2 separate regions of the Homo sapiens genome follow, and region 1 is linked to region 2. A link is a loop called in an ENCODE intact Hi-C map of the cell type or tissue named here. Cell type or tissue: K562. All regions are shown on one strand. Each heading gives the region's core, and the rest is flanking DNA. Links, peaks and the distances in the headings are about the cores only. Region 1 holds the start of PDCL (phosducin like). Region 2 overlaps RABGAP1 (RAB GTPase activating protein 1).

Region 1 (15,629 bases), core at 4,938-12,937, 170 kb after region 2:
GTGAGTCTCAGAGAAGACTTAGGACTTTTGATTTGATGTTGGAATGAGTTAAGACTTTGGGGGATTAACGAGAAGGGATTATTGTATTTTGCAACGTGAGGAGGACATGAGATGTGGGGGATGGGTGCCAGGGGAGGAATGATATGATTTGGATATTTGTCCCCTCCAAATCTCATGTTGAAATGTGACCTCGTGTTGGACGTGGGGCCTAGTGGGACGTATTGGATCATGGGGATGGATCCCTCATAAATGGCTTAGTGCCATCCCCTTGGTGATGAGTTCTTGCTCAGTTCATGCTAGATCTGGTTGTTTAAAAGAGGGTGACACCTCCCCTACCCCCACCTTGCTTCTGCTCTCACCACGTGATATGCTGGCGCCTCTTTGCTTTCTGTCATGATTGTAAGCTTCCTCAGGCCCTCACCAGGAGCTAAGCAGCTATTGGTGCCATGCCTGTACAACCTGCGGAACTGTGAGCCAAATTAAACCTCTTTTCTTTATCAGTATCGGTATTTCTTTATGTAGAAATACCAGTCTCAGGTTTTTTTTTTTTTGTTTTTTGTTTTTCTTTTTTTTGAGACAGTCTTGCTCTGTTGCCAGGCTGGAGTACAGTGGCGTTATCTTGGCTCACTGCAACCTCCGCCTCCCGGGTTCAAGCGATTCTTACGCGTTAGCCTCCTGAGTAGCTGGGACTATAGGCGCCCACCACCATGCCCAGCTAATTTTTGTATTTTTAGTAGAGACGGGGTTTCACCATGTTGGCCAGGATGGCCTCAATCTCCTGACCTCGTGATCCACCCCCCTCGGCCTCCCAAAGTGCTGGGATTACAGGCGTGAGCCACCGCGCCCGGCCATCTCAGTTATTTCTTTATAGCATCACAAGAAAGGACTAATACAGCTACTGTTAGTTTCTGGCCACATGAGCTTCTCTGTAGTGCAGCTCACAATATGGTAGAGTGGCTCATCCAAGCAGCAAGCAATACAGGCAACAGAGAGTGAGAGAGAGAGAGTGTGTGCTAAAAAGACGTCACAGTCTTTTATAACCAAATTTTGGAAGCAACATCCCATTACTTTTGTGGTATTCTAATCCTTAGAAGCAAGGGAAAGGGATTACACAGGGCATGAATACCAAGAGGCGGGGAACTTTGGGAGTAGTATCAGTCTGTGTCCAATCAGGAGGTAGAAACTACACAGTACGTTATATGGGGTAAAGCTTAATATAAAGAATCATTAAATGCTAATAAATGACTACCAGCTAAAAGTAAATTCCACATAGTACTCTATAGGTTAGGGAGAGTACCTAAGGAAACACAAACTTGGAAAGGGGTCCACTTCTCAAGGCTGAGGGTCACACCTCGGAGAAGGTATAGTTCAGCCCAGAGGTCCGCTAGTTGGCCCAGGCTGGAACTAGTCACTGGCAGACAGAAAGCTACTCTCCAGGCAGCAGGAGAGGTACACAGGAGCCTGCAGAGAGAGTTGGCTGGTGGGGGACAGGAAACTGGTAGGCGACAGGAAGGAAGCCTTCAGAAAGCTAATTTTCGCATTGAGAGGGCCACAGGAAAATTGTTGCTGGTCTAGACTGAGGTTGCAATGTCACCAAGGGACCATATGTGCTGGACACATGGCTGGGAAAGAGCTCCCCTGGATGTCATTACATCCACATCACTGACCTACCACGAAACTGTGGGAAACAGTAGGAGAGCCCCTCCTCCTGCAATGCCCCTCCAGTGCCCTCTACTGAGAAAGCTCATCACTGTGCTCACTGCAAAGGAGAAATGCTTCACTGAATTCTATCCATTATTGAAGAGCATATATTCAAGGGCGAATTGGGAGCAGAGGGGCAATAAATTGATCATTAGCCTAGGAGCGATTTTAGAAGCTGCCTGCCATAGCCCTATAACTACCAAAGAAATTGAATTAATTATGAAAAACCTTCCCACAAAGAAAACTCCAGGCCCAGATCGCTTCACAGGTTTATTCTATTATTAATAAATATTTAAGGAGAAATAATGCCAATTTTACAGAAGCTACTTCAGAAAGTGGAAGAGGGAACTTACAACTAGTTTTATTAGATAAACATAACCACACAGTACATTACAAAAAAAGAAAATCGTAGGTTAATATCTCTCATGAACATAGATGCAAAAATCCTTAAAATGTTAGTAAATCTAGCTATGTATATCAGGTATAATACATCAAGTCCAAATAGTGTTTATTTCAGGAATGCAAGGTTGCTTTAGCATTTGAAAATCAATCTATGTACTTGACCATATTAACAAAGTAAAGGTTATATTCTATTATTATAAGGTCTCTTAAAATTTAATGGTATTCCGGGCCAGGCGCGGTGGCTCACGCCTATAATCCCAGCACTTTGGGAGGCCGAGGCGGGCGGATCAAGAGGTCAGGAGATAGAGACCATCCTGGCTAAAACGGTGAAACCCCGTCTCTACTAAAAATACAAAAAATTAGCCGGGCGTGGTGGCGGCCGCCTGTAGTCCCAGCTACTTGGGAGGCTGAGGCAGGAGAATGGCGTGAACCCGGGAGGTGGAGCTTGCAGTGAGCCGAGATTGCGCCACCGCACTCCAGCCTGGGCGACAGAGCGAGACTCTGTCTCAAAAAAAAAAAAAAAAAAAAAAAAAAAAAAATTAATGGTATTCCATTCTGATTGGCTTGTAGGAATTAAAATATATATGTACATAAATAAGAAAAAAATTTTTTTTTGAGATGGAGTTTCACTCTTTTCACCTAGGCTTAGAGTGCAGTGGCACGATCTCGGCTCACTGCAACCTCTAACATCCACCTCCTGGGTTCAAGCCATTCTCCTGCCTCAGCCTTCTGAGTAGCTGGGATTACAGGTGTGTGCCACCACACCTGGCTAATTTTCTTTTGTATTTTTAGTAGAAACGGGGTTTTGCCAAGTTGCCCAGGCTGGTCTTGAATTCCTGAGCTCAGGTAATCGCCAGCCTCAGCCTCCCAAAGTGCTCGGATTACAGGCATGAGCCACCGCTCCCAGCCTCAAACATTCCTTAAAAAGAGATTTTACTCCTTAAATGTTAAAGGTGTGGGCTACTTAAAGAAAAAGGTAGTTGCTAAAAGTATTGTTACTAAAACTATAAAAGCAGAGGTTTTCTGATTTTCTTTGATTTCTTAATCAAAACTTTTTTAAAAAGAAATTTAAGGCTGGGTGCAGTGGCTCACACTTATAATCCTAGCACTTTGGGAGGCTGAGGTGGGAGGATCATTTGAGGCCAGGAATTTGAGACTAACCTGGGCAACATAGCAAGACTTCATCTCTACTAAAAAAAAAAAGGGGGCTAGTGCGGTTACTCACGCCTGTAATCCCAGCACTTTGGGAGGCCAAGATGCCAAGATGGGTGAATCACCTGAGGTCAGGAGTTCAGGACCAGCCTGGCCAACTTGGTGAAACCCTGCCCCTACTAAAAATACAAAAATTAGCCAGGCATGGTGATGGGTGCCTGAAGTCCCAGCTACTCGGGAGGCTGAGGCAGGAGAATCGCTTGAACCCAGGAGGTGGAGGTTGCAGTGGGCTGAGATCGTGCCACTGCACTCCAGCCTGGGCGACAGAGCAAGACTCTGTCTCAAAAAAAAAAAAAAAAAAAAAAAGGCCAGGCATGGTGGCTCACGCTTACAGTCCTAGCTACTTGAAGGCTGAGTGGGATGATGGCTTGAGCCCCAGAGGTTAGGCCACAGTGAGCTATGGTCATCCCACTGCACTCCTCCCTGGGTGACAGAGTGGGACCCTGTCTCTAAAAAGAAAAAAAGGGGAAAATAGTAATTTAATTGTTGCTTATAGACAATCCAACATCTAAAAAAATACTCACTTAAAAAATTAAAATTAAAGGCCATATCAAAGATACCACTTTTTTTTTTTTTTTAAGAGGGAGTCTCACTCTATTACCCAGGCTAGAGTGGTGCAATCTCAGCTCACTGCAACCTCCACCTCCTGACTTCAAGCAATTTTCTTTCCTCAGCCTTCTGAGTAGCTGGGATTACAGGTGCATGCCACCATGCCCAGCTAATTTTTATATTTTTAGTAGAGACAGGGTTTCACCGGCCAAGCTGATCTCAAACTCCTGACCTCAGGTGATCTGCCTGCTTCAGCCTCCCAAAGTGCTGCTGGGTTTATAGGTGTGAGCCACTGCACCGGCCAAGATACCACTTTTAAAATTTGAAAACAAATGAGAGAGACAGAGAGAATCTGACTATTATATAAGGAAGTGGTTCTTATCTTTACTGGTTTTCTCTTCATTAATACAAAAAAACGTTGTTTAGGCTGGGTGCAGTGTGGCTCACGCCTGTAATCCCAGCACTTTGAGAGGCCAAGGTGGGCGGATCATGTGGTCAGGGGTTCGACACCAGCCTGACCAACATGGTGAAACCCTGTCTCTACTAAAAATACAAAAATTAGCCGGGTGTGGTGGCGCGTGCCTGTAATCAGGAGCGTGTGCTACTCAGGAGGCTGAGGCAGGAGAATTGTTTGAAACTGTGAGGCGGAGGTTGCAGTGAGCCGAGATCGCACCACTACACTCCAGCCTGGGTGACAGAGCGAGACTCTGTCTCAAAAAAGAAAAAAAAAAGGTTGTTTAATCTGATTTTTAAATAAGAAAGACATTCTGTTGCAACAGATGGAACACCCTGCCATACACACACCACCACCACCACCAGAGAAGGAAAGTTAAGGTGAGAGAGAAAGAAAGAGAAACAAGGGAGGGGAAAGGACAAAAGGAGAGGGAGCAGAAAAGGCACAAGGGAAGAGAAAGGAAGGGAAGGAAAAGAAAAATAAAAGAATTCAGGAAATGAAGAAAAAGAAAGAAAAGACAAGACAGATGGGCAAGCTGTTTATCTCAAACAGTCCTCATATGGTTTGGTGTCATTCAAAATCATCTCTGGACCTTTAATTCTTATAGAAAAAATAAAGTAACAGGACAAATTTGTTCTAAATTTACAAAAATATTGGTAGAAAAAATCTAACATGAGAAACTCATTGTAAGACCAAATCTTGTTTTGCCTCTGTTATGATTTGGAAAAACTGTAAGAGTGGATCAAGTCTTGGAACTCATGCTTCAAGGAATTTAATCATTTATTTTATTTATTTATCTAGCTATTTATTTATTTATTTTTTTGTGGAGATGGAGTCTCATTCTGTCTCCCAGGCTGGAGTGCAGTGGCATGATCTCAGCTCACTGCAACCTCCTTCTACCGGGTTCAGGTGATTCTCCTGCCTCAGCCTCCCAAGTAGCTGGGATTACAGTAGGCATGCTCCACTCAGCCCGGCTAATTTTTGTATCTTTAGTAGAGATGGGGTTTCACCATGTCGGCCAGGCTGGTCTTGAACTCCTGGCCTAAAATGATCTGCCTGCCTCAGCCTCCCAAAATGGTGGGATTACAGGCATAAGCCATCGTGCCCGGCCTATTTAATCACTTATATATGAATTTCATTCAGTTACTTCAAAATTTTAAATATTTTTAAAAATAGCCTATAAATCTGGTTGGATCAAGGTTTCCCTTGCTTAAAGATAAATGCTTTAGCCGTCACAAGACAGCTCATGGGTTGTTTTCCCCACTAGGGAATACCTTTAATATACTCTACTGATAAACAGCCCAACAAAAACCTTACAGTAGCGGTAAAATACCTTTAAAACTATAAATTACATACAGTATGCTCATTAAACAGAAACTTCATTATCCACATCATTCCACATTTCTTTTTTTTTTTTTTGAGACGGAGTCTCACTCTGTTGCCAGGCTGGAGTACAGTGGCATAATCTCAGCTCACTGCAACCTCCACCTCCTGGGTTCAAGCGATTCTCCTGCCTTAGCCTCCCCAGTAGCTGAGACTACAGGCGTGCGCCACCATGCCCAGCTAATTTTTGTATTTTTAGTAGAGACGGGGTTTCACCATATTGGCCAGGATGGTCTTGATCTCTTGACCTCGTGATCTGCCCACCTCGGCCTCCCAAAGTGCTGGGATTACAGGTGTGAGCCACCATGCCTGGCCCATTCCACATTTCTAACAGGAAAAATGAGTGGTTCTGTTGGATATTATTAGATAGCTAACTCATGTACACATATTCCTGACAGATGCAAGCTACATTCCCAACAAAGACATCACTATATCTATACAACCAGGAGACTGAATATATTAAAAGGTCTGAATTTGAGACCAACGTGGGCAACATAGCAAGACCCCATTTCTACTTTTTTTAAAAAAGGTTGAATATGGCCGGGCGCGGTGGCTCACGCCTGTAATCCCAGCACTTTGGGAGGCCGAGGCGGGTGTATCACGAGGTCAGGAGATCGAGACCATCCTGGCTAACACGGTGAAACCCCGTCTCTACTAAAAAATACAAAAATTAGCCGGGCGTGGTGGCGGGAGCCTGTAACCTGGGAGGCGGAGATTGCAGTGAGCCGAGAATTGCGCCACTGCACTCCAGCCTTGGCAACAGAGTAAGACTCCGTCTTAAATAAATAAATAAATAAATAAACCAGTGTCGGGCAGTTCTTTATAGCAGTATGAACTGCCTGACACTGGGTTATTTATTTACAGCAGTATGAAAACGGACTTATTAATACAGTATTCTTGAATGGGTGTGTGTTTGTGTGTGGTATTTTTTGACTCCTCTGAGGGCCTCAGCAAACAGCCTCTCTGAAAACAGGCAGGTACAGAAATTTGCAGACAATTTCAGGTGGTCCTAGAACCACAAATTAAGATCCCCTACCCCAAATTAAGAGCCCTATTTTAAACAGTGTATCTTTCTAGAATATTTTCTATGATTCAATTTACCCAAAGCTTTCTATGAGCAACTTCACGGTTGTGTATTGGATACTTCAACAAGGGCTCAGAATTTGAAATCATTTTAGGTTTTAAAAAAGTTGCAAAAACAGACGACAAAGTATGCCTGAGGAAAAAGAAAAAAAAGTTGCAAAATATCATAGTATGGCTTTACCCTGGAAGAAGAAAACAAAGTTGCAAAAATAGGATAGTGCTTCCCTAGATTCTTCATCTAATAGAATCTCCAAAAGTTCACATCTTACATAGTATAATTATTAAAACTATTGATACAATACTACTAATATGAATTAATAGGCCTTATTCAAATTTCGTCAGTTGTCCCATTCATGTCCTTTTTATTTTTCTTTTTTGAGACGGAGTCTCAGTCTTGACCCCCAAGCTGGAGTGCAGTGGTGCGATCTCAGCTGTCTGCAACCTCCGCCTCCCGGGTTCAAGCGATTCTCCTGCCTCAGCCTCCGAGTAGCTGGGATTACAAGTGTGCACCACCATGCCCGGCTAATTTTTGTATTTTTAGTAAAGACGGGGTTTCGCCATGTTGGCCAGGCTGGTCTCGAACTCCTGACCTCAGGTGATCTGCCCGCCTCGGCCTCCCAAAGTGCTGGGATTACAGGAGTGAACCACCGCACCCGGCCCCATGTCCTTTTTCTATACCAGGAGCCAATTCCGGATTTCACATTACATTCCTGCTCTGTCACCCAGGCTGGCCTCCAAGTCCTGGGCTGAGCGATCCTCCCGCCTCAGCCTCCTGCGTAGCTGGGACTACAGGCGCGCGCCACCACTCCTGGCTGCCGCTTCTTTAAAATGGTGAAACCCCGTCTCTACTAAAAATAGAAAAAATTAGCCGGGTCTGCTGGCGGACGCCTGTAATCCCAGCTACTCTGGAGGCTGAGGCAGGAGAATCTCTTGAACCCGGGAGGCGGAGGTTGCAGTGAGCCGAGATCGCGTCACTGCACTCCAGCCTGGGCAAGAAGAGCGAAACTCCGTCAAAAAAATATATATATATATTTTAATCTATGCCCTGTACTTGAGGGATTTGTGCTCTCGGGCAAATTACCGAACGTCTCTGAGTCACTTTTCCGTCTAATAGACGTGATGCGATGAAGAACCAATAAAAAACACACTTTGAATGGCTTCGGAAACTTCGAAGGGAAGTGAATACATTTTTCTTTTCTTTCTTTCTTTTTTTTTGAGACAGTCTCGCTCTGTCGCCCAGGCTGGGGTGCAGTGGCGCGATCTCGGCCCACTTCAACTTCTGCCTCCTGGGTTTAAGCGATTCTCCTGCCTCAGCCTCCCGAGTAGCTTGGATTACAGGCGTCGGCCACCAGGCCCGGCTAATTTCTGTATTTTTAGTAGAGACGGGTTTTCAACGTGTTGGCCAGGCTGGTCTTGAACTCATGACCTTAAGTGATCCGCCCGCCTCGGCCTCCTAAAGTGCTGGCATTACAGGCGTGAGCCACCGCGCCCGGCCTGTGAATACATTTTTCTTATTGCTTGACGCTGGGTCATACAATTCACTTTTTTGTTGTGCAGATTAAAACCAAAACAAAGCAATTAGGAGAGCGTTGTTGTCGAGGTGTTTTGTTCCAAGGTAGGACCCGTAGCTTCTCCCCTGCCCCTCAGCTGGGAGTAGCGGCTTCTGATTGGACAATGCGCGTCCGCCACGACGCAGGAAGGCCGCCTCATTGGTCCGCGCTGTCGGGCTTCGGCGGCTTTTCTCTTTAGCGCTCAGGGCGCTGACCCACTGCTCTTCCTCTTAAGAAAGTGCTCCATTCCTTCCGGCGCCCGGAGCTGCTGGCCCAAAGGGATCCGGAGCGAGCTAGGGCAGGTAACTGCATTGGGGTCCACCGGGAAGCGGCAGCAGCTGCGGACTACGGGAGGGAGTGGGGTTGGCGAGCTTGGGTAAAACTGCCCCTTCTTCGCTCTGTCTCGACCCCCAAGTTCTCCGCGTCTTCCTCGTCCCCTTTCCTCCTCTGGCCCCACCTCCCCCGGGCCCTTCCAGCCTTCCCCCAAAAGCTCCACACACCCCTCTGCTTCCCGTCCGGGGGCCCCGCCTCCTCTGCTCGCGTCTCCAGGGGGCCCGCCCTCGTCTCCTCCCCGCAGCGGTCCCTCCTTTAGGAGCGCAACTCCTTCCCTCCCCTCCGCCGCTGCTGTGTCCCCCGCTTGGCCCATTCCTGGGCCTTAAGTTTGGTTTTGTTCCTTCTTGGCACCTCCACCTGTCTCTCCATGATCCCTGTCTCCTTTGCATCTGACTGCTGGAGTCCTCCGATTCTCCCGTTGACCCAGGCTGCGAGTTTAGCAAATTGTGCAGCGGCATTGTGCTGGGCTTTGGGGATAGAGGTAGTGACTAGAGGTCCCTACGTTCAAGAACTCCTTGCCCGGTGGGAGAGAGTCACTTTGTAAATGGAGTATGATAGGCCCGGTGATAAGTCTTTAAGGCAGCCGCATTCCTGCTGAATTCTCAAGCAGGCCTCTGGGGGCTAAGCTGCATCTTTTCATCAGAATGCCCTTGGCTACTTCTGATGCAGAAGCCTGGTCCTTTATATTTTTAGTTTTTATTTTTTTTTGAAACAGAGTCTCGCTCTGTCTCCCAGGCTGGAGTGCAGTGGCGTGATCTTGGCTCACTGCAACCTCCGCCTCCCGGATTCAAGAGATTCTCGTGCCTCAGCCTCCTGAGTAGCTGGGAAAACAGACACCCGCCACCACACCTGGCTAATTTTTGTTTGTTTGTTTGTTTGCTTTTACTAGTAGAGACAAGAGTTTCGCCATGTTAGCCAGGCTGGTCTCGAATACCTGGTCTCAAGTGATCCTCCCTCCTCGGCCTCCCTAAGTGCTGGGATTACCTGCGCGAGCCCGGCCATCATAGTCCTTTAAACCCTTGGGAGTTATTAAAATCTTTGTATGGGCCCTTCTTTTAAACTGTCAGAATAGGTAGCGTTTCAGAGACCATCCATCCAAGCCCTCAGGGTGTTGTCTGGGAAGTTGAAGGCTGGTGACAGAGAGTGATTGCCTAGACAAATAGTGACTCAGCATTGTACTCTTGATGCCTCTTTTTGGGGTTTTTCCTGAGGATACTTAAACAATTTTTCAATTAGGCAGCAGTCTTAGCTGGTGGGAAAACTAAAAGCACAGATAAAACCACTAGTCAGTAGATTCCTCCAAGCCAGTGCAGGTGGCTTGTACACTTAACTCAGACTAGAGTAATTTATACCTCAGGCTCTTGGAGTCAGGAATCCCTGGGGTCTGGTCCCAGCTCCGTCATTCGCTGTTAAGCTTGGTGAAGACTCTTCCTTTATCTGAGCTTCAGTTTTACCTTCTGTTAAAGAGTGTGATAAGCCCTAACACACAGGGTAACGGTAGGGATTTGTTAAGATTTTGGTTATGAAAATAATCACTTTAGTGTCCTGGAAATTGTAGGATCTCAGCACAGGCGAGCCCCCTATGCTTCAGATTCATGTCTGTCTGGCTCAAATCAGCAAAGAACCTGATATGCTTTCTTTTTCCAGACACCATGACCACCCTTGATGATAAGTTGCTGGGGGAGAAACTGCAGTACTACTATAGCAGCAGTGAGGATGAGGACAGTGACCACGAGGACAAGGACCGAGGCAGATGTGCCCCAGCCAGCAGTTCTGTGCCTGCAGAGGCTGAGCTGGCAGGCGAAGGCATCTCAGTTAACACAGGTACTGAGAAACCCTGGGCTCTGGGAACAGGCTTAAAAAATGTACATTAAATACATATTAATTAAATACATATTAATAAATTAATTCTCCTGATCACTTTTAACTCTGGTCCCACTTTCAGAGGTAACCTAGTCTTTTCATTATGTGTGCTTCTAGCCTTTTAGTGCACAATACAAATGTATGTGCATAGCAGCATGGTAATGAACACAGACTGGCCTGGATTTGAATCCTGCATCTCGTATTAACAGTTTGATATCTCATAAATCACAAGTATGAGTATATGGGTAGTGCAAATTCCTAAAAATGGCATATTTACACTTGTACATTTTAATATTGTCAAATTGCTGTCAGTTGAGTTGAGGTGGCAGTAGTTTATAGTTTAATCAGCAATCTGTGTTTCTCCGTACACTTGACCTCCTACTGTGTTATGAAACTCCTTGATCTTTGCTATTGTAGTAATTCATTGTAGGTTTATTTCCGCCCCCACCACCTTTTTTTTGTTTTGTTTTGTTTTTTTGTTTTTTAAGACAAGTTCTCACCTTGTTGCTCAGGCTGGAGTGCCTTGGTGCCATAATGGCTCACTGCAGCCTCAACTTCCTGAGCTCAAATGATCCTTCTGCCTCAGCTTCCATGAGGTTCCTCTCTTAAAAAGCTGGGACCACGTGTAGCTGGGACCACAGGCGCTTGCCACCGTGCCCAGCTAATTTATTTCTTTATTTTTTGTAGAGATGGGGTCTCACTTTGTTGCCCAGGCTGGCCTCACACTGCTGGCCTCAAGCGATCATCTGCCTCAGCGTCCCATAGGCATGAACCAATGCACTGGGCCCATATTTATTTTTAAGAGGGAACCTAAACTTCTTTTCATAATTTTAAGAGAGATTTTTATATCCTTTGCTCATTTAAAAAATTAGGTGTTTTTTTTCTTCTTGGGGAGCTATAAAGGAAATTAATCTGTGATATGAGTGGTAAATATTTCTTTCAGTTTGTTGTTGTCTTTTGACTTTATATTCTTTTGTTCTTTTCCTGGATGAAAAATTTTATTTTTATGTACTTAAAAGTATTTTATAGTTTCTTAATTTTGCATTTTACTTAAAAGGCGTTTCTTCACCCTACTTTATAAAGGGCCTCACTTTGCTGTATAAAAAGGTTCTCCTGGCTGAGCACAGTGGCTCACGCCTGTAATCCTAGCACTTTGGGAGGTTGAGGCGGGTGGACTGCCTGAGCTCAGGAGTTCGAGACCAGCCTGGGCAACACAGTGAAATCCCGTCTCTACTAAAATACAAAAAGTTAGCCAGGTGTGGGGGCATGCGGCTGTAGGCCCAACTACTCGGGAGGCTGAGGAAGGAGAATTGCTTGAACCCCGGAGGCAGAGGTTGCAGTGAGCCAAGATCATGCCACTGTACTCCAGCCTGGGCAACAGAGTGAGACTCTGTCTCCAAAAAAAAAAAAAGATTCTCCTATACTTTTCATTAGTATTTTTGTGATTTCATTTTTTACACTTAAATATTGATTCATGTGGAATTCACTTTGATGCAGGGTGCAGTAGGGCTCCAGTTTAATTTTTTTTTAGATTGCTACTCAGTTGTTTCAGTACTGCTTAGTGAATAAGCCATCTTTATTATCTTGAGATGTCACTTTTATTATGTACTGAATTTCTCTGTTTATGTTGGGTCTTTAGCTGTACTATGTGGTCTCTTCCATTGATTTGTCTTTTACTGGGCTGTGTCATACTGTTTTTAATTATTGTAGTGTTATATTTTAGTATTTGGTGAGGCTAGACCCTCTTCAATTAACTTTTGCTTTATTTTTTCCAAAGGAAATTTAGGAGCCGGACACATATGTGTGTTCATGTATTTTCATTGGGAATGCATTAAATATATAGATTAATTTAGGGATCATTGGCACTTTTGTGATGTTGAGTATGTCTGTTCAGGAACATGGTATTGCTTTTCCATTTATTCAAGTCTTTCAAGTATTTTTTGGGAGCATTTTAAAGTTGTCTTCATATAGATTTGTATATTTTTTTTCTGTGAAACCAATAGACTCCAAAGCTTTAGTGGCTTATGGCAACAAAGGTTTATTTCTCATTCACGTTACATGCAGCCTGTAGGTCAATGGCAGCCCTGCTTATGTTTCGTATGTTCTTTCATCTAGGAGCTAGGCTGAAAGAATAACAGCCTCAGTTTGGCTGTGTCCCTCTATTTAGGACACACCGTTTTCATGGCGAAGCATAGAGAGCAAGAGAGGAGCTGTTGGAAACATGGAATGGCTCATACACGGCATACTTTTTGTTTTGCTCAGACATGGCATACTTCATATTTGCTCACAATCCCATTGGCCAGCAAGTCGCATAGTCAAGCCCAGCCTCAATGGGCTGGGGATATATGTACTCATCCCACAGGAGGTACCACAAGTCACATAGCAAGGTGCAAGGACATATAAGTCCTTCGGCAGCACAGGGCTTGACGGGTTAAGGGTAGCTGGAATAACAGAACAGGTTGTATTACAATCTTGTTATAAAAAAATTGTTATAAAAAATTCAGAGGCCAGGTGCGGTGGCTCATGCCCATCATCCCATAGCACTTTGGGAGGCCGAGGCGGGCGGATCACCTGAGGTCAGGAGTTGGAGACCATCCTGGCCAACATGGTGAAACCCTGTCTCTACTAAAAATACAAATATTAGCTGGGCATGGTGGCGCATGCCTGTAGTCCCAGCTGCTCGGGAAGCTGAGGCAGGGGGATTGCTTGAACCTGGGAGGTGGAGGTTGCAGTGAGCCGAGATCGCGCCATTGCACCCCAGCCTGGGCCACAGAGCAAGACTCAATCTCAAAAAAAAAAAAAAAAATTCAGATAATATAGAAGTACAGAAAGAAAAAAGTAAAAGATCTCTCTCACCAGTTGCTTAGATCCTACTACCTGGAGACAACCACTGTTAACAGCTTACATATCCTGCAAGCTCTTATTCTATAAACACACAAGTGTATATACAAACATGTATGCATATCTATGTACATAAATTATGTATATACATACAGGTCTTTTTTAATAGAAACTAGAGGATTGTACCGTGATATTCTAAATTTTGCTTTTGTAATAACCTCATATATTTGGAATATCTTTAATGGCAGGAAACACAGAGCTGCTTTACTCTAAGAGTTGCTTTATTTTCCTTTGAGTAGGTAGATGATAATTTTTTAAACTCATCTCCTAATGTTGGGCATTAGCTTGGCCCTTGTTGCAGGGTACATCATTGTGTATAGGCCACTCTGCCCTGTGGCAGAGTACACAGAGTCCCTATGATAATTGTGCAGTAGATGGAGCAAGCTTCAGGCAGATGTGAACTCCTACCTACAGATGTCAGCTGGTCCATAATTCCCTGCCCATTCTCCTTGGTCACATCCGTGTTCACCCTACTCAGGCCCAAAAGGTGTGATCAATGACTGGCGCCGCTTCAAGCAGTTGGAGACAGAGCAGAGGGAGGAGCAGTGCCGGGAGATGGAAAGGCTGATCAAGAAGCTGTCAATGACTTGCAGGTCCCATCTGGATGAAGAGGAGGAGCAACAGAAACAGAAAGACCTCCAGGAGAAGATCAGTGGGAAGGTAATTAGCAGTACTCAGGCTTTTCTTAGAGTCTGCTGTGGCTGCTAGAGCTGGGTGAGTGATTCAAGAGGTGGAGGATGCTTGATTTGACCTCCAAGAAGTTGTGCAGTGCAGGAGAAATCATAGAGCCCTGTCAAAACTCAAACCCACCCAGCTTTGGATCTCAGTTCTGCTACTAGTGACTGTGGGAGAGTCTCTTCCCTTCTGAATCTGGTGTTTCAATGGTTAAATGATGTATCCTCCCCGTGCAGGGCTGTGTTGTTAATATGCCCATCACAGTGTCTGGCCCATTGAAAGTGCTCAGTAAATTTTAGTTTCCCTTCTTTTATTGAGGTTTTATCTTGGGCCAGAAATAACCCTCTTAGGGTGGTGGTATTATCCCCTTCTTACAGATAATGGAAGCAATGCTTAGAGGGCATTAGAGGCTTGTTCAGGGCAATGCAACTGGTAAATTCTAGTAGGCGCTAGGGTTCTAACCCAAATACTCCTGTTTCTTCCATGATGTTGCTATTTCATCTGAAGCCTATTCATGAGAATTTATTCTAAGGAGGCATTATAATAAGCAAACAGATACTCTGGAAGATATTTGGAAGTAGGCACCTGATGGCCTTTTTTTTTTTTTTTTTAATAGAGACAGGGTCTATGTTGCCCAGGCTGGTCTCGGAACTCCTGAGGTCAAGGGACCCTCCCACCATAGCCTCCCAAAGTGCTAGGATTACAGGCGTGAGCCGTGGTGCCCGGCCCGTGATGGCCTCTTATCCTATCAGTATTAAAAGGGATTCACTGTTTCTCTGGATGCCCTCTGAGTGTGGACGAATGTCTGTGAGTGCCTGAGATCATTTAGTTATGGCCCAAAGCTAAAATACCACACAGGATCAGGGAGCAGATAAGAGGATTAAGCTGGGAATCATTCACCTTGACCAGGAGGCTGATTTTAGGACATTACACTTAGCCAAAGACTTCAATAGGTCAGAAGAAGCCACTCTGGTAGACTGAGTTGAAGTGGAGGGCTGCAAGATGGGAGGAAAATTGGCAATAAGTAAAATAGTGAACTCAGAATGTTGCTGGTTATGATAAAGTAACAACGTGTTCTGATCTAGTGTGATCTCCCACTCCCTGTTCCCTAATCTATGCAACATTAGGCAGAGTTAGGTTTTATGAGAGGAGCGAGGATGTCTTGCTGCACCGGGGCAGGGGTAAGATGCTTTCGTAGCTTAAGCTGTCTCTTGGGCATTGTGCCTGCTGCTCACAGCTGCTTCCTGATACTGAGGTGAGAGGCCAGAATGAGGCAACATCATATCATCACATGGATCAGTCTTGTGAGAGGCTGTTCCCGTCCTGCTGATTTATCTGCAATAGAACAGAATTGGAAACTGTCTGGCAGAATTAGGGAAGTGATTAAGCAAAGTGACACATTATATATAATTTCATAAAAATATTTGGAAACATGAGGAAATACTTATAATCGTGCTAAGTCTCGAAAGCAGGTTATGGCTTAATTGGTACACCCACAGCTGCTGCTATAAAAGCAAAACTAT
Region 2 (15,629 bases), core at 3,225-11,224:
TAACCTATAGATTTGTGTCCAGGAGATATGCAAATGATTTCTGTCCAAGAGAAAATATAACCCAAAAGTTACCTAAAGGACATTAACCAGTTTTATTTCTAATCTAGTAATCTTTTTGTAACATTCTTTTTTTTGAAAGGAAGGACCATGTAAATCCAAGTTCCACAAGTACTCAGAGTTTTGCTACCTTTCTGGTTCTCTCATTAATTAATACACTGAATTAGAATATTTGATACATGTTCATTCTAAATTGATAATTATGATTTTTAACTCTTGAAAATTATACTTTAATAAGAAAGAGAATTTAAAATTTTTGTTTTGTTATAAATTGCTCTTTGAAACATCAGACAATTGGTATCCTAAACAGTTCAAAGATCAGCAATAGCTCTTTTTTTTTTTTTTTTTTGAGATGGAGTCTCCCTCTGTCGCCAGGGCTGGAGTGCAATGGCATGATCTCGGCTCACTGCAACCTCTGCTTCCTGGGTTCAAGCGATTCTCCTGTCTCAGCCTCCCGAATAGCTGGGATTACAGGAGCCCGCCACTATGCCCAGCTAATTTTTTGTATTTTTAGTGGAGACGGGGTTTCACCATGTTGGCCAGGCTGGTCTCACGATTTACCTGCCTTGGCCTCCCAAAGTGTTGGGATTACAGACATGAGCCACCGTGCCCGGCCAGCAATAGCTCTTTATCTTAAAAATAAACAAACCAACGTGGTCCACTTAGAAACTCTTCTGTATGTCATAATGACCAAAGGACACGCTGCCTTTTGAAGTCAGATAAATACAGTCAATTACTGGACCAAACTTGTAAGCCAAGGACTCTAACTATGAAAAATGTTAATTGTTGAAGCTGGGTAATAGTACATGGGGATTCGTTATACTATTTTACAATTTCTGCATATGTTTGAATTTTCCATAGTAAAAAGCTTTTTGAATTATATATGTTAAATATAAAACTTTTATATATTAAATTATACATATAATTTAAACATAGGTTTTAAATTATATATAAAATTTAAACATAGGTTTTAAATTATATATAAAATTTAAACAGGTTTTTAAATTAGATATATTATATTTATGAAATATATGTTATAAACATATAAAATAATTAAAAGCAGTCAGATGAGACAAAAAAGGGTAGACTTGAATAAATGGAAAGACATCCCATGTTCCTGGATAAGATGACTCAACATCATAAAGATGTCAATTTTCCCCAATAAAAACATCAGCAGTGGCCAGGCATGATGGCTCATGCCTGTAATCCCAATACTTTGGGAGGTTGCGCATTTTGGGAGACTAAGGTGGGCAGATCACCTGAGCCCAGGTGTTTGAGATCAGCCTGAGCAACAAAGGCAAAAGCCCATCTCTTTCTTAAAAAAAAAAAAAAAAAAAAAATACAAAAACTTAGCCAGGTGTGGTGGTGCGCATCTGTGGTCCCAGCTACTCAGGAGGCTGAGACAGGAGGATCACTTGGGCCCGGGAGGCAGAGGCTGCAGTGAGCTGAGATCGTTCCACTGTACTCCAGCCTATGTAATAGAGCAAGACTCTGTCTTGGAAAAAAAAAAAAAAAAAAAAGCCAGGCTCAGTAGCTCACGCCTATAATCCCAGCAATTTGGGAGGCCTAGGCAAGTAGATTACTTGAGGCCAGGAGTTCAAGACTAGCCTGGCCAACATGATGAAAGCCCATCTGTACTAAAAATACAAAAAATTAGCTGGGCCTGGCAGCACATGCCTGTAATCCCAGCTACTCTGGAGGCTGAGGCAGGAGAATCACTTGAACCTGGGAGGTGGAGGTTGCAGTGAGCCAGGATCATGCCACTGCACTCCATAGTGAGACTCTGTCTAAAAAAAATAAAAAATAAACCCACAAACAAATGAAAAACACCAGTAGTTTTTTTTTTCCAGAGCTACACAAGTTGAACATAAAGTTTATATGAAAAATAAACAAGTAAAAAAATCCAGGAAAACCCACAAAAAGGAGTATTTGAGGAGGGAAGGTAGACCTACCAGATATAAAAACATATTATAAAGTCTACACATTGTCAGGTGCAGTGGCTCACGCCTGTAATCCCAGTAGTTTAGGAGGCTGAGGCGGGTGGATCACCTGAGGTCAGGAGTTCGAGACTACCCTAACCAACATGGTAAAACCTCGTCTCTATTTAAAATGCAAAAAATTAGCCAGGCGTGGTGGTGCAACCCTGTAATCCCAGCTACTCGGGAAGCTGAGGTGGGAGAATTGCTTGAACCAGGGAGGTGGAGGCTGCAGTGAGCCAAGATCGCACCATTGCACTCTAGCCTGGGTTGACAGAGTGAGACCCCATCTCAAAATAAATAAATAAATAAAAATAAAGTCTACATAATTACAACCGTGTGATTCTAATGCAAGACCAGAGGAACAGAATATAAATACCAGAAAGAGGTTCAAACACACAGGGAAATTTCATATATGATAAGTGTAGCATTTCAAATCACTGGGTAGAAAAGTTAATAGTTTTTAATGAATGGTGTTGGGACAAGAGAATAGCCATTTGGAAAAAGATTAAATCAAATCCACACTTTACGCTATATACCAGAGTACACAGGAATAAAATACTAATGAATCAGAAATCTAAAAGAGTAAAATGAAACCATATAAGTAACAGGAGAGTAACAGAAGAGTGTATTCTTTTTGTAACTTGGGAGTTAGGAAAGCCTTTCTAACTATGATCTCAAATCCAGAGAGGTTTAAAAGAAAATACTGATATATTCAAGTACATAAGAAGAAACTGCATGACAAACCCAAAAAGAATCACCATGATGTAAGCTAAAAGATAAGTGACAAACTGGGAGGACTATCATATCTCCAAGGGTTAATCTCTCTTGAATATACAAAGAGGTTCTGAAAATAAAGACGAAAAAGACCAAAGTCAAAGAGAAAAATAAGCAAAAGATATGAATAGAAAATTCACAGAAAAGTCACCCTTATACATTAAAAAGGCAGAGGATAAACTAAAACTATTCTTAGACACCACTGCCTCACAGATCCTTAAGTCTGACAACACACTCGACAACCCTGCAGAGAAACAGGTATTCTCATACCCTGTCCATGGTTACACCTTCTACAGAAGGGAATTTGGCAAATATAACAATAGCATATGTACGTTCACCTTATGTGTCAGTGATTATACTAATAGGAGTCTATTCTAAGATGCACTTTCATAAAATCAAAATAACACATACATAAGATTCCACACTGCAACATTATTTGGAACAGCAAACGACTGGAAACCAGTCCAAGTGTCCATCAATAGCAGACTGGTTGAAAAGCCCATAGTTCATCCAAATAGGACAGTACTAAATAGCCATTAAAACGGAAATGAGGAAATCTCTATGCACTGATGTGGAATGATCCCCAGGATATATTAAGTTTAAAAAGCAATGTATAGGATAAGACATATGGAGTATGCTAATTTTTATTTCAGAAGGAAGTTAAAAATATACAGAATTTTATCTTCACAAAAATGAAATCAGGATAATAAACCATAAACCAATAATAATTGTTATCTATGGGTATGGGGGTAAGGAGATACAAATGGAAGCGGACTTCCGAGTATACATTTCTACATAATTATGACATTTATAAGTATTTTATATATTCAAAAAAAAAAGGAAAAAAAAAAATCCCAAGCCCCTAAGCTAAAATAAATGGAAACAAATGAACCTAACTATATGTCAAACGGTAACAGAACCACAATAAAAAATTATTCCCAGTGATTTTTAAACAGCAACCATTTTATAATCTTACTGAAACATATTCAAAGGACAAAAAGAAGTTCCATAAAATCTTAAATTTCACCCAATAATTCTATTATTAACTGCAAGACTTTTTTAGTTTTTTTTTTTTTTTTTTTTTGAGATGGAGTTTCACTCTTGTTGCCCAGGCTGGAGTGCAATGGCGCGATCTCGGCTCACTGCAACTTCTACCTCCCAGGTTCAAGTGATTCTCCTGCCTCGGCCTCCCGAGTAGCTGGGATTACGGATGTGCACCACCACACCCAGCTAATTTTGTATTTTTAATAGAGACAGGGTTTCGCCATGTTGGTCAGGCTGGTCTTGAACTCCTGACCTCAGGTGATCCATCTGCCTCGGCCTCCCAAAGTGCTGGGATTACAGGCATAAGCCACCGTGCCTGGCTGACTTTTTTAGATTTTGATGAAGATAAGGCAAATAAATTATTTACTGTTACTGTAAATAAAATATATGCATATAAATATTTTAAAAAGAAAATCCTGTAATGTCAAATTATTACTGAAAATACGTGAATGAACTCAACTGAATCAGGTAAATATCACCAACAGATACTAAAAATATTAGTTAATTAGTTATTGGCTGGGCATAGTGGCTCATGCCTATAATCTCAGCACTTTGGGAGGCTGAGGTGGGAGTATCATTTGAACTCCAGTTTGAGACCAGCCTGGGCAACATGGTGAAACTCCGTCTCTCCAAAAAATTAAAAAATTAGCCAGGCATGGTAGTGCACCTTGATCCCAGCTACTTGGGAGGCTGATGTAGGAGGATCACTTGAGCCCAGGAGGTCAAGGCTGTAGCGAGCCGTGCTTTTGACACTGCACTCCAGGCTGGGCTGCAGAGTGAAGGAAAAAAAAAACAAAAAAGACGTTGTTGAGATACAGGATATTTGGAAGTTGCCAAAGCGTCACCCCCAAAGATTACTTGCTAAGTGTCAAGAAAAACCCTATTTTACAAAGGAGAGATCCAGTGGTCACCACCTTAATTAAGTGATCACACTTCCCATCAGAAATACTGGAACAACCTAATATCACACACCTCTCAATTCAGCAGTGGAATGGAAAGCATTTGTATATTTTTATCTTGAGAGGAATGTGTGTACCACACACATACACTCTCAGCAAATTAAAATAAGAGGCCCGGGTATCCAGTTATAGTTATACTAATTATCTGTACAACATTGGCCATACCACTTAGTCTTTCAGATATCAGCTTCTTCATTTATAAAACAGTAATTTTATGAAAGATTTTAAGACCCCTATAGTTTAATTGGCAATAAAAATGACATTATTCTATAGTTATAAGAATGTTTAATTGGTCTTTTGTTCGCCTTATGTCACTATTGGAAAATCTATTCATTAGCTCATTTTCTTGCTCTTTCAGTAAGTAGTATAAGAAAATTTAAGTCCAAGAAAGCAATCCTCCTGTCCCTACTAATGTTTAGTTTCTTCTCTACTATGATGCTATCTTAATATAACAGTCTCACAGATGGGAAGGCTTCCAGGATAAAAGGAATTGCTGAGTCACCAGATAATTTTAGTGAAAGGAAAAAGAATCAATTTTTAAACAGGTCTTAAAAAGCATTTACATATTGTTTTCCTATACTGGCAGCAAAAAACAGAAATGCTGTATGTTGTATATTCTTAAATTTGCTTTGTAGCATTGTTTCCTTTTCAGTCTAAGGAGAACGGAAAATGGTTAAAATTTTAAATTATGCTTAATTTCAGTAAATCCTAAAAATACTCTTATAGATGAAAAGACAAAAGTAGCATGTTTCTCTGGAGAGTGTCCTGGCAGAGACTTTTAAAAGGCTTAGATATATGTTTTGTTCATATAACATCCCATAAAATCTACTGCTAAATATCTTTGGATCTCAGTTTCCTCATCTATAAAGTGAAAATACTATTTATCCTCATTGAATCACTGTGAAAACTACCTAAGATTTTAAAAAGTGAAGTAGCCAAGACAATGATGGTCACAGTTGAACCTCAAATACTTTTTAATGCCATGAATGTAAAAGAGGGAATACATTTAGTTTATTAAGTTACAAGGGGTGAGATTAACAGTGTTCTAAATGCTTTAAGACAGCGAAAAGTTGTTCAAATTCTTCCCATTCTACCTCTCCTTTCCCACTCCCTAGCACTCCCCCTAAATCCCCGCACAAACACAAAGACTTATCCAAATAAGGAGAAAAATAAAAGATTATCATCGGGAATTTCCTGCTCTCCCCCGAGCTTCCACATACACACTTCTGCTTTTTGCAAAGAAAACAGTGAAAACTCGGCTTAAGTTTAGTTTGTAGCCTTAATAAAGAGTCCAGAGCAGTCTCTTAGGCTGCATTTCAGGTATGTTTTTGGCTGGTTTACCCTGTCAAGTCATTTTTTAGCCTAACTAAAAAAAAATTAAGTTATTAATAGAAGTTATGTTATTATTTGAATAACATACTGTATGATAATATTTTAAAAGTTTTACATTGAATTAACATGTAGCTCTGATTATGGTTGCTAAAAATAAAAAATAAATTTTTAAAAATAAAATTAAATAAATTTGTTTCCATAGAAAGATATATTCTTCTATACCCAACCACAAAACCTTGTAAACCCATGCAGTCTTTGAATCCAAGGTTGTATAACATTAGATGTCAAAAGGAAATGCAAGATCAGGGGAATCTTATTTATGTTCACTAAAATGAGATTAAAGGGTTAGAATGCTAATTAAACAGAACTATTTTTACATACAACTTTTACTGAAAATTATTATATAACTATTCTCAGGCCAGTAAGTAAAAAAAAAATATATATATATAATAAAAATATATATACAACTAATTTCTATTTACCATCTAGAAACTTTTTTTTTTTTTGACGGAGTTTTGCTCTTGTTGCCCAGGCTGGAGTGCGATGGTGTGATCTTAGCTCAATGCAACCTCCACCTCCCGGGTTCAAGCAATTCTCCTGTTTCAGCCTCCCAAGTAGCTGGGATTACAGGCATGCGCCACTACGCCTGGCTAATTTTGTATTTTTAGTAGAGACAGGGTTTCTCCATGTTGGTCAGGCTGGTTTCAAACTCCCAACCTCAGGTGATCCGCCAGCCTCGGCCTCCCAAAGGCTGGGATTACAGACCATCTAGAAACATTTAAAGATCATTCTCTCTTAATCTCTAAACTTTCAAAGTGATGTTTGTAAACTAGTTTAATTTCTGATGCGTTCTTCTCCCGGGGCTCACCCTCCATCTAAATAATCAATGCTGTTCTGATTTCATGACTTAGTGCTTTTTTATTAATTTGGTGTCCCAGAGAGGTTGTATAATCCTTCTCAATAATAACAGCAAATACGTAGGGAGAACTTACTATGTACTGGGAACTATTCTAAGCATGTTGTATAGTTTTTAATTTAATGCCACAACAGCACTATGAGGAAGATTCTATTATGCTGCCAATTTACAATTTAGTAAACTGAGACTCAGAGAGTTGAGGGAACTTGCTCAAAGTTAACAAGCTAGCGGTAAAATCCATGTGCTCTGACTCCAAATTCAAGTTCTAGATGACGACCCCTAATCTCTGCTCCTGCTACAATGAAGAGCTGGGAGAATAGTGCTGGGACTCAGCTTTACTTTGTCTCTTAGGACAACACTGAAAATAAGTGTCCATGCCTGCTCTGCTTATTTCCTTTTTCTAAATATACCCAATAGGGCTAACTTGGGTATACTAGAATCAAAATTCTTGCTATCGAAATAAAAAAATGTAATATGGAAAAGTATATTCAAGTAAGCCCCACATACACTTTCATTTTATGTAACAGAAAACAGAAGTTGCATGTAAATAAAATCAATTCAACGTATATTTATTGAGAACTACTATGTTCCAGGTACTTGGGATAAGTCACCAAATAAGACAGATTAAGAATCTCTCCTTAGTAGAGGACTCTAACATACAAAATAGATAATAAACAATATAAAAGTATGTTACATGGCATTATCAGTATGTAAAAGTCTGGTTAAAAAAATAAAAAAATAGGGCCAGGCGCGGTGGCTCCCACCTGTAATCCCAGCACTTTGGGAGGCCGAGGCAGATGGATCACGAGGTCAGGAGTTCGAGACCAGCCTGGCCAACATAGTGAAACCCGATCTCTACTAAATAAAAAATAAGGTGAGGCACAGTGGCTCAAGCCTGTTATCCCAGCACTTTGGCTTTTACTGAGTAAAACTTTGGCTTTTATTGAGTAAAACAAGGCTGGAGGGTTTTATGCAGAAAAGTGATAAGATCTGACCTTAGGCTACTATTATGTTGAAAAGAAATCAAGAGGGGACAAAGACAGAAACAGTATGATGGGTAAAGAGGCTACTGCTAGGCCAGGTGTGCTGGCTCATGCCTTATAATCCCAGCACTTTGGGAGGCTGAGGTAAGCAGACTTCTGGAGCCCAGGAGGTCAAGACCAGCCTGGACAACATGGCAAATCCCCATCTATATTTTAAAAAAGAAAAAAAAAAGGCTATTGCTATAAATGATGACTCAGATGAGGACTATTGTACTCTAGCTGGTGAGAAGTGATTAGATGGAGATGAGATAATAAACCTTTTTGGACATGTTAAGTTTGAGATGTCCTGAGAACCAAGATAAAGAGGAGCTTTAAGGAAAAGAAAGTAAGGAAAAGAAAGTAATCATCTAAAGCAAATGCTACAGACAGGTCAAGATGAGGACTCAGATTAGCAATTTAAATCAGTGGTGACCTTGATATCTTCCAAGGAGTTTTGCTACAAAGGAAAGTAAAAATGGAAGCAGTAGGTGGTAGAACAACTGGGGGCCAAAAAAGAGTAAAAGATTGGAACAGAGATTTTAGCTGCTACCCACCCACAAAAAAGACAGAGTATGAAGTTTAACTTTGATCAAGTTAACTGCCCGATTTAAGAAAAAAAAAAATCAAGACTCTTCAGAAGAAAGTAACAGAATACAGTCTCTACAATGCATCACTTAAGATGTTTAACTTGTAATCCAAAATTACAAAGAAACAAAAATGTGCATCATCATACATGAAAATTAGCAGGCAAAATTCTAAAGTGGCTGTACTGTAATTATGCTTAAGGATTTAAAAGAAAACCTGCTCAATGTAAAAGAACAAACAGGAAATCAAGAGACAACAGAGATTAAAAAAAACCCACACAGACATTTTAAAAACAAAAAATATAGAAAATGTTTTTAAAATTCATTGAATGACTCTAACAGATTAAAAGTTGATAAAAATCAGTGAACTTAAAGACATATTAATAGAAAGTATCCCATCTGAAGAAAACAGAAAAAAGCCTGGGAAAAAATAGAGCCTCAGAGATATCAAAAGCTCTAAAATATACATAATTACAATCCCAGAATCAAAGAGAAGAGAGATGGGCAGGAAAAAAAGTTTAAGAAATAATGGGCCAGATTTCCCCCAAATCTGGTTAAAAAAAAAAAAATTTAAAAATTAAAAGTAAAAGCATAAATTTAAAAACGCAAGAACCCCAACAAATCCCAAGCAGGATAAACGGAAAGAAAACCGTACCTAATCATGTCACAGTTAAACATCTGAAAACCAAAGATGAATAATCTTAAAAGCAGCAAGAAGAAAATGACACATTATACCCAGAGGAACAATAACATAAATGAATGCTGACTTCTCATCAAAAACAATGGAAGGGCTGGCTGGGCAAGGTGGCTCACGTCTGTAATCCCAGGACTTTGGGAGGCTGAGGTGGGCGGATGACCTGAGGTGAGGAGTCCGAGACCAGCCTGGCCAACAGAGTGAAACGCTGTCTTTACTAAAATTACAAAAAAAAAAAAATTAGCCGGGCATGCTGGCATACACTTTAGTCCCAGCTACTCGGGAGGCTGAGGCAGGAAAATCACTTGAACCCGGGAGGCGGAGGTTGCAGTGAGCCAAGATTGCGCCACTGCACTCCAGCCTGGGTGGTGACAGAGCGAGACTTCATCTCAAAAACAAACAAACAAACAACAACAACAACAATAAAAATGAAAGCCAGAAGAATAGGAAGGACATCTTGAAAGAAAAAAAAAGGCAACCAGAATCCTATCCAGTGAAAATACCCTACTGGGATGAAAGCCAAAAACAGACATTTTCATCTAGAGAAGTTTAAGAGAATACATCTTTAGCAGATCTATACTTAAAGAAATGCTGTTCTTCGGGTTGAAAGTAAATGAGACCAAATGGAAATGTGGATCTTTGGGAAGAAACGAAGAGCAATAAAAATGACAAGTAGGTGGGTAAATATGAAAAATATAATTTTTCCTCTTAATATATTTAAAATACACATGACTGTTTAAAGATCTGAGGGCTTAGAAATCAGCCTCAGACGTGATTTCTCCTTTCTTATTCCCCCTTCTATATTAATAGAAAAATACAGTACCTGTTTTAGTTTCAAAAAGAAATTTTCAGTAGTACTACGTTTGCTGAAGGGCCAGAATAATCTTTCATTAGGTGAGCAAACGCGGACTTTTGTCTCCAGGAGAAATCGAACAGGCTCCTGTACTTCTGTTATTACCAAATCTACAGCTGTGGTCATAAACAGGACTTTATCTAAACAAAGAAAGAGAGAGGCTGAAGAGGTAAATCAGAAACACAAATATATTTGCTCATAAGATTCCATAAAAGCTATTACTTTTATTATAAACTTTCAAAATACCTTAAGTGAACCATCAATTAAACATGTAAAATAACTAGACAAATAACTGGTTTCAAAAGCAAATTCCATATTGAGAATTATTTTAAAGTAACTGACAGTAGTATACACTGTAAAGCTTTCAAAACTGTACTGTCATCAGGAGACCAAGGCAGGCAGATCACTTGAGCCCATGAGACCAGCCTGGCCAACATGGTGAAACCTTGTCTCTACTAAAAATACAAAAATTAGCCAGGTATGTTGGCACATGCCTGTAGTCCCAGATATTTGGGAGGCTGAGGTAGGAGAATCACTTAAACCCGGGAGGTGCAGGCCGCAGTGAGCCAAGATTGTGCCACTGCATTCCAGCCTGGATGACAGAGTAAGACTCTGTCTCAAAAATAAATAAATAAATAAATAAAATAAAAAAAATAAAACAAAAACACCACTGTACTGTCAGATTGTTCTGCACAAGTGGCATATGACTTCTTTATGTCACCCTCATCAACACTGAAACTTCTCAATTTTTAAATTTGGTTAACAATGGTATTTGAATGGTCTGTTTACATCCTTTAACTATTTATCTATAGTGCTATTAATAACAAAAAACTGAAGGGGGGAAAAATGCTCAATAAGAGGCATTTATTAAGCAAATTACATTTTCAGAATGGGATAATATGCAGCTATTAAATGCCATTCAAAGAGCATATGAAATATCTTCCAGATACTTTATGCATAGAGTATTTGAAGAGCTACACAAGAAACTGCTAACAGTGATTCCTTTGGGACAGAGCCCTGGGGACTGTGGTAGACTCACTTCCCCCTATAAATCCTTTGAAATTTTTAACCATTTATGTGCATGGATTACCTCTGTACAAAAATAAAACTTATAAGTCTGTAAGTAAATAAGCATATAAATAGAAAGAAAGAAAAGAAAGAGGGGAAGGAAAAAATGAAAAAAAGGATGGAAAAGTGGGAAAAAGTGATACTTTGCTTATAGGTCAAATTTAATAATAAAGTGAAGAACTATTCAAATTCTTCGGTTTCATCAAAATTAGGTAAACACTGGATATTGGTCAAAGAAGGGGTCCTTAGTTTTGCATCTCTTCTTGAGACTAAAATTTCTGTTCATGATGTCAACAATCTGTATCACCTTTAGGAGTTTCTTCATTTACAACTTGAAAATGTGGGGATTTTGGATTCCAGCTCCCCGTAATAACATACGACTTTCCATCTGAACTTTTGCCCATAGATTCCTAGAAAAAAAGAGTAAAAATAAACCCGAATGCCACAGTGAGTGAACAACAGTTAACCCCCATCTTGCTGCCTTTAAAAACCAGAAGCTGCAAAAATATAAGAATATGGAAGAGGATAAGTGTATGTGAATGATTACATTTATGGTAAAAAATGTGACAATTATTTATGCAACTGTCCTGAAGTTATATGTATATGCTTACGAATATCAAATTGTATACACATTAAGAAAATCCACAACCTAAATCCAATGTTGAATTCTTCTTTCATGTGAATTATAATTTTTAGTTTTGAAAATAAAGATTTTCAGATAATGGGAATAATACTAATAACTCCTACTATTGGTAAGATACACGACAGTCTATAAATCATTCTTTAATAAATTTTCTCTTTTGATTATCACATCAACTGTACTCAAATATTTAAACAAGAATTTTATCACCACCACACAGTTAACAGACCAAGGCTTATCCAAAGTCAGACTTGTAAATAGCTAGTCAGGAAAAAGGAAATTATCTTACCTTTGCATGTTGTCTTTATAGCTTACAAGATCACCTTCTTAAACATGTTTTAACACTAGATTCAGATGAGAAAAAGTGAAACAACCTTTACTGAGGAAATAGTATGTAACTTTCTAATAAAAATAAATTCTTACCAAATCTAATAAGTGCATGTCACTATTTCGTACATCTTTTCCTGGACTAAGGAGAAGACCAAAACACCTACAAAAAAAGAACTGACATAAATTTAAGAAAAAAGATAACACAAAAGAACGTTTAAATTAGGCCACTTTAAAAACAAATTCTTGCTGATAGAAAAGAGAACACATTAGAGTTATCAATAAATTTGTGTTGCTAAAATAATAATCCTTCCTTCAAGGTCAGCTAATTCCGTTTGCCTTTTATTACCACATAGTTGAAGAGAGCGTATTAGCTGATTATTTATAGTAGCTATTTCAAAGTAATGAAGCACTGACTTCAGTAAACAAAATAATTTCCTAGGGAACAAAATTCTTTGGAAATACATTTTTTAATACAGTGTAAAACTATGCCATTAGATTGATAAAAGCCAAAATTTATATTTAAGCTAAACTTACTAAAAATGCTTACCTTTCAATGGCAAGTTCTTTATTAGTTGTTTGCTGCACATAGATGACAATCTTCTTATCAATTCCTTGGCGTAGTTTAAAGCACTGTCTGTCCTTATCTTTGGGAACTGCACTGTAGACCAACATGTTTCATTAATTTTGCAAAGCATTTTCTTGTCACATACTAGAACCATTTTTTTAAACAAAGACCTCAAATCTCTGATTCTTTTCTGTGCCTAGTTTGCAAATAATAACAAAAAAGAAAAAAATCATTCTATGCCTCTTGATGTGAAAACATCATTTGAGTCTAGGCACTATGGCTTACACCTGTAATCCCAGAACTTTGGGAGACTGAGGTGAGTAGATCACTTGAGGTCAGGAGTTCGAGACCAGCCTGAGCAATATGGTAAAACCCCATCTCTGTTAAAAATACAAAAATTAGCTGGGTGTGATGGCACATGCCTACAGTCCCAGCTATTCGGGAGGCTGAGGCAGGAGAATCGCTTGAACCAGGGAGGCAGAGGTTGCACTGAGCCAAGTTTGCGCCACTACACTCCAGCATGGGTGACAGAGCGAGACTACATCTCAAAAAAAAAAAAAAAAAAAATCATTTGATATTTGCAGGTAAACCACTAAAGCATTTATAAAGCTAAAAAAATCACTCCTATGCCCCCTAAAACATAACCTTAATTTTCTCTTTTGTTGCTGTAAAGCATGTTTCATGGCATCTGACATACAGAACTCAAAAAAAGTAAGTATTCTTTCCTTTATATTTATCACTGGGCTTTACAGATAGATTATTATCACCTTCTTTGCTTAAACATATAATGAAGAAAAAGATACTTAATCATAGATCTTTTGAGTTTCAAAGCAAGGTATCTTTAAAAAGTAATAGAAATGAGGAAGATATGGCCAATAAGCTGTTGTCCAACACTTCCCTTAAGCACTGTTAACTTTATTATAAACCAGTGTAATAATTATAAAATACTAACTAGTGATAAGGTTAATAAACATCAGCTTAATTAAAAAGGTAAAAATATTCTTTTTCTTTTTTTGAGGCAGGATCTTGATCTGTCACCCAGGTTGCAGCACAGTGGCACAATCTCATAGTTCACTACAGCCTCAAACTCCTGGGCTCAAGCTATCTTCCTGCCTCAACCTCCAGGATACCTAGGATTACAGGTACATGCCACCATGCCTAGCTAATTTTTTAAATTTTTGGTAGAGATGGATCTTGCTATGTTGCCCAGGCTGGTCTCGAACTCATGGGCTCAAGCAATCCTCCCACCTCAGCCTCCCCAAGTGCTGGGATTACAGATGTGAGCCACAGCAAAGTTCTTAAAATGACAGTTTAACAAAATAATCCCCTGTTCTCCCACACACCACTTTCTCTAGCTCACTGTTCTCAAAGGTAAACATCTGTCCATGGCCATCAGCCAATATGCAAAAAATCTAAATTGTATCTTATTTCTGTACAACTTTAAGATAATGGCAATAGAACCATTAGTAGCTACCGTAAATGGCTAGATAAAAGCTCTGAACACCTACTCAAACTTAAAGGTAGCCCTAAAGAAATACTAATTTGAAGCCCTTCTGCACTTTATTACTATTTATACTAATTCAAGAACATTTTTGAATACTTCCATTAGAAAATCAAAGAATCTTAGCAAAGAACTCTAAAAATGTCAAAAATGTTCAAAGAAAATTTTTGCATATCAAACTGTTAAATATTTGTGACAGAGTTTTCACCTATAAGGAAATGGAAGGGTCTCAATTTTCAACTTGTAATAGATACACTGGTCTCTATGTTCTTTGGATGCTCAAGTAAATATAATCCCATTGTTTAGCAGTTTAAAACAACAACAATAGACAGAAAGTTGTCTCTGGTGTTCTGAATCTACAGGGATGCAGTAACAGGAAGCAGAATGGAGAGTGTAATCAGTGGGTGTTCACCTCACTGAATGTCAGGGTCCTAGATCATATTTCTGGTCTAATAACTACATCATGTGAATGTATCCAAGTAGGGAATTTAGTATTTAATTTCTATTGTATAAAATAAGAAACTGAAGTACAGGCTTAATTTCCCTGGCTTTACCTATAAATAAGCACAGTATAAACTACCCAATTTATCTCATGAGGACGGTTAGTGGATTAAGTAAAACAAAAAAGAAGTGTCTTGAATGGTACTTTGAATGAAAATGCTCAATTTAGGTCGGGCACGGTGGCTCATGCTTGGAATCCCAGCACTATGGGAGGCCGAGGCAGGTGGATCATTTGAGGTCAGGAGTTTGAGACCAGCCTGGCCAACATGGTAAAACCCTGTCTCTATTGAAAATACAAAAATTAGCCGGGCGTGGCAGCACATGTCTGTAATCCCAGCTACTTAGGAGGCTGAGGCAGGAGAATCACTTGAACCTGGGAGGCAGAGGTTGCAGTGAGCCGAGACTGCGCCACTGTACGCCAGCGTGGGTGACAGAGCGAGACTCCGTCTCAAAAAGAAAAAAAAGTGTGAGACCCTGTCTCAACAACAAACAAACAAATGCTCAGTTTTCCCATGGGCAAAATGGAGAAGCAGGTTTCTAATCATAATAATTTAAAAATTGGCCAGGCATGGTGGCTCACGCCTGTAATCCCAGCAATTTGGGAGGCTGAGGCAGGTGGATCACCTGAGGTCAGGAGTTCGAGACCAGCCTGGCCAACATGGTGAAACCCCGTCTCTACTAAAAGTACAAAAAGTAGCCAGGCGTGGCGGTGGGCACCTATAATTCCAGCTACTCGGGAGGTTGAAGCAGTAGAATCACTTGAACCCGGGAGAAGGAGGTTGCAATGAGCCAAGATCACGCCATTGCACT

What was found. A loop is a pair of places that touch in the nucleus more often than their neighbours do. Peaks named below come from ENCODE experiments on the same cell type or tissue, not always from the same donor. Only the 100,000 strongest peaks of a DNase experiment are listed, where the experiment ranks them.
Region 1: it touches region 2 in a loop (3-fold over the local background); 14 of 110 quality-filtered maps call a loop at or near these places.

What each region holds. Positions count from the first base shown.
Region 1 is chr9:122,821,478-122,837,106 of GRCh38, reverse strand. PDCL (phosducin like) reads left to right here and starts at 8,519. Exons shown (of 4, transcript NM_005388.5): 1 at 8,519-8,636; 2 at 10,315-10,491; 3 at 13,910-14,091. The coding sequence starts at 10,320. RefSeq lists an enhancer at 8,323-8,617. In K562, for the core only: no CTCF peak of the experiment used is centred there; DNase peaks (open chromatin) are centred at 8,426, 8,866 and 9,806; H3K4me3 peaks cover 2,032 bases.
Region 2 is chr9:122,993,322-123,008,950 of GRCh38, reverse strand. It overlaps RABGAP1 (RAB GTPase activating protein 1), which reads right to left. Exons shown (of 26, transcript NM_012197.4): 7 at 12,800-12,910; 8 at 12,346-12,412; 9 at 11,590-11,692; 10 at 10,185-10,354. Among named protein-coding and RNA genes, the nearest start is that of GPR21, 33 kb to the left of the region's middle. In K562, for the core only: no CTCF peak of the experiment used is centred there; no DNase peak of the experiment used is centred there.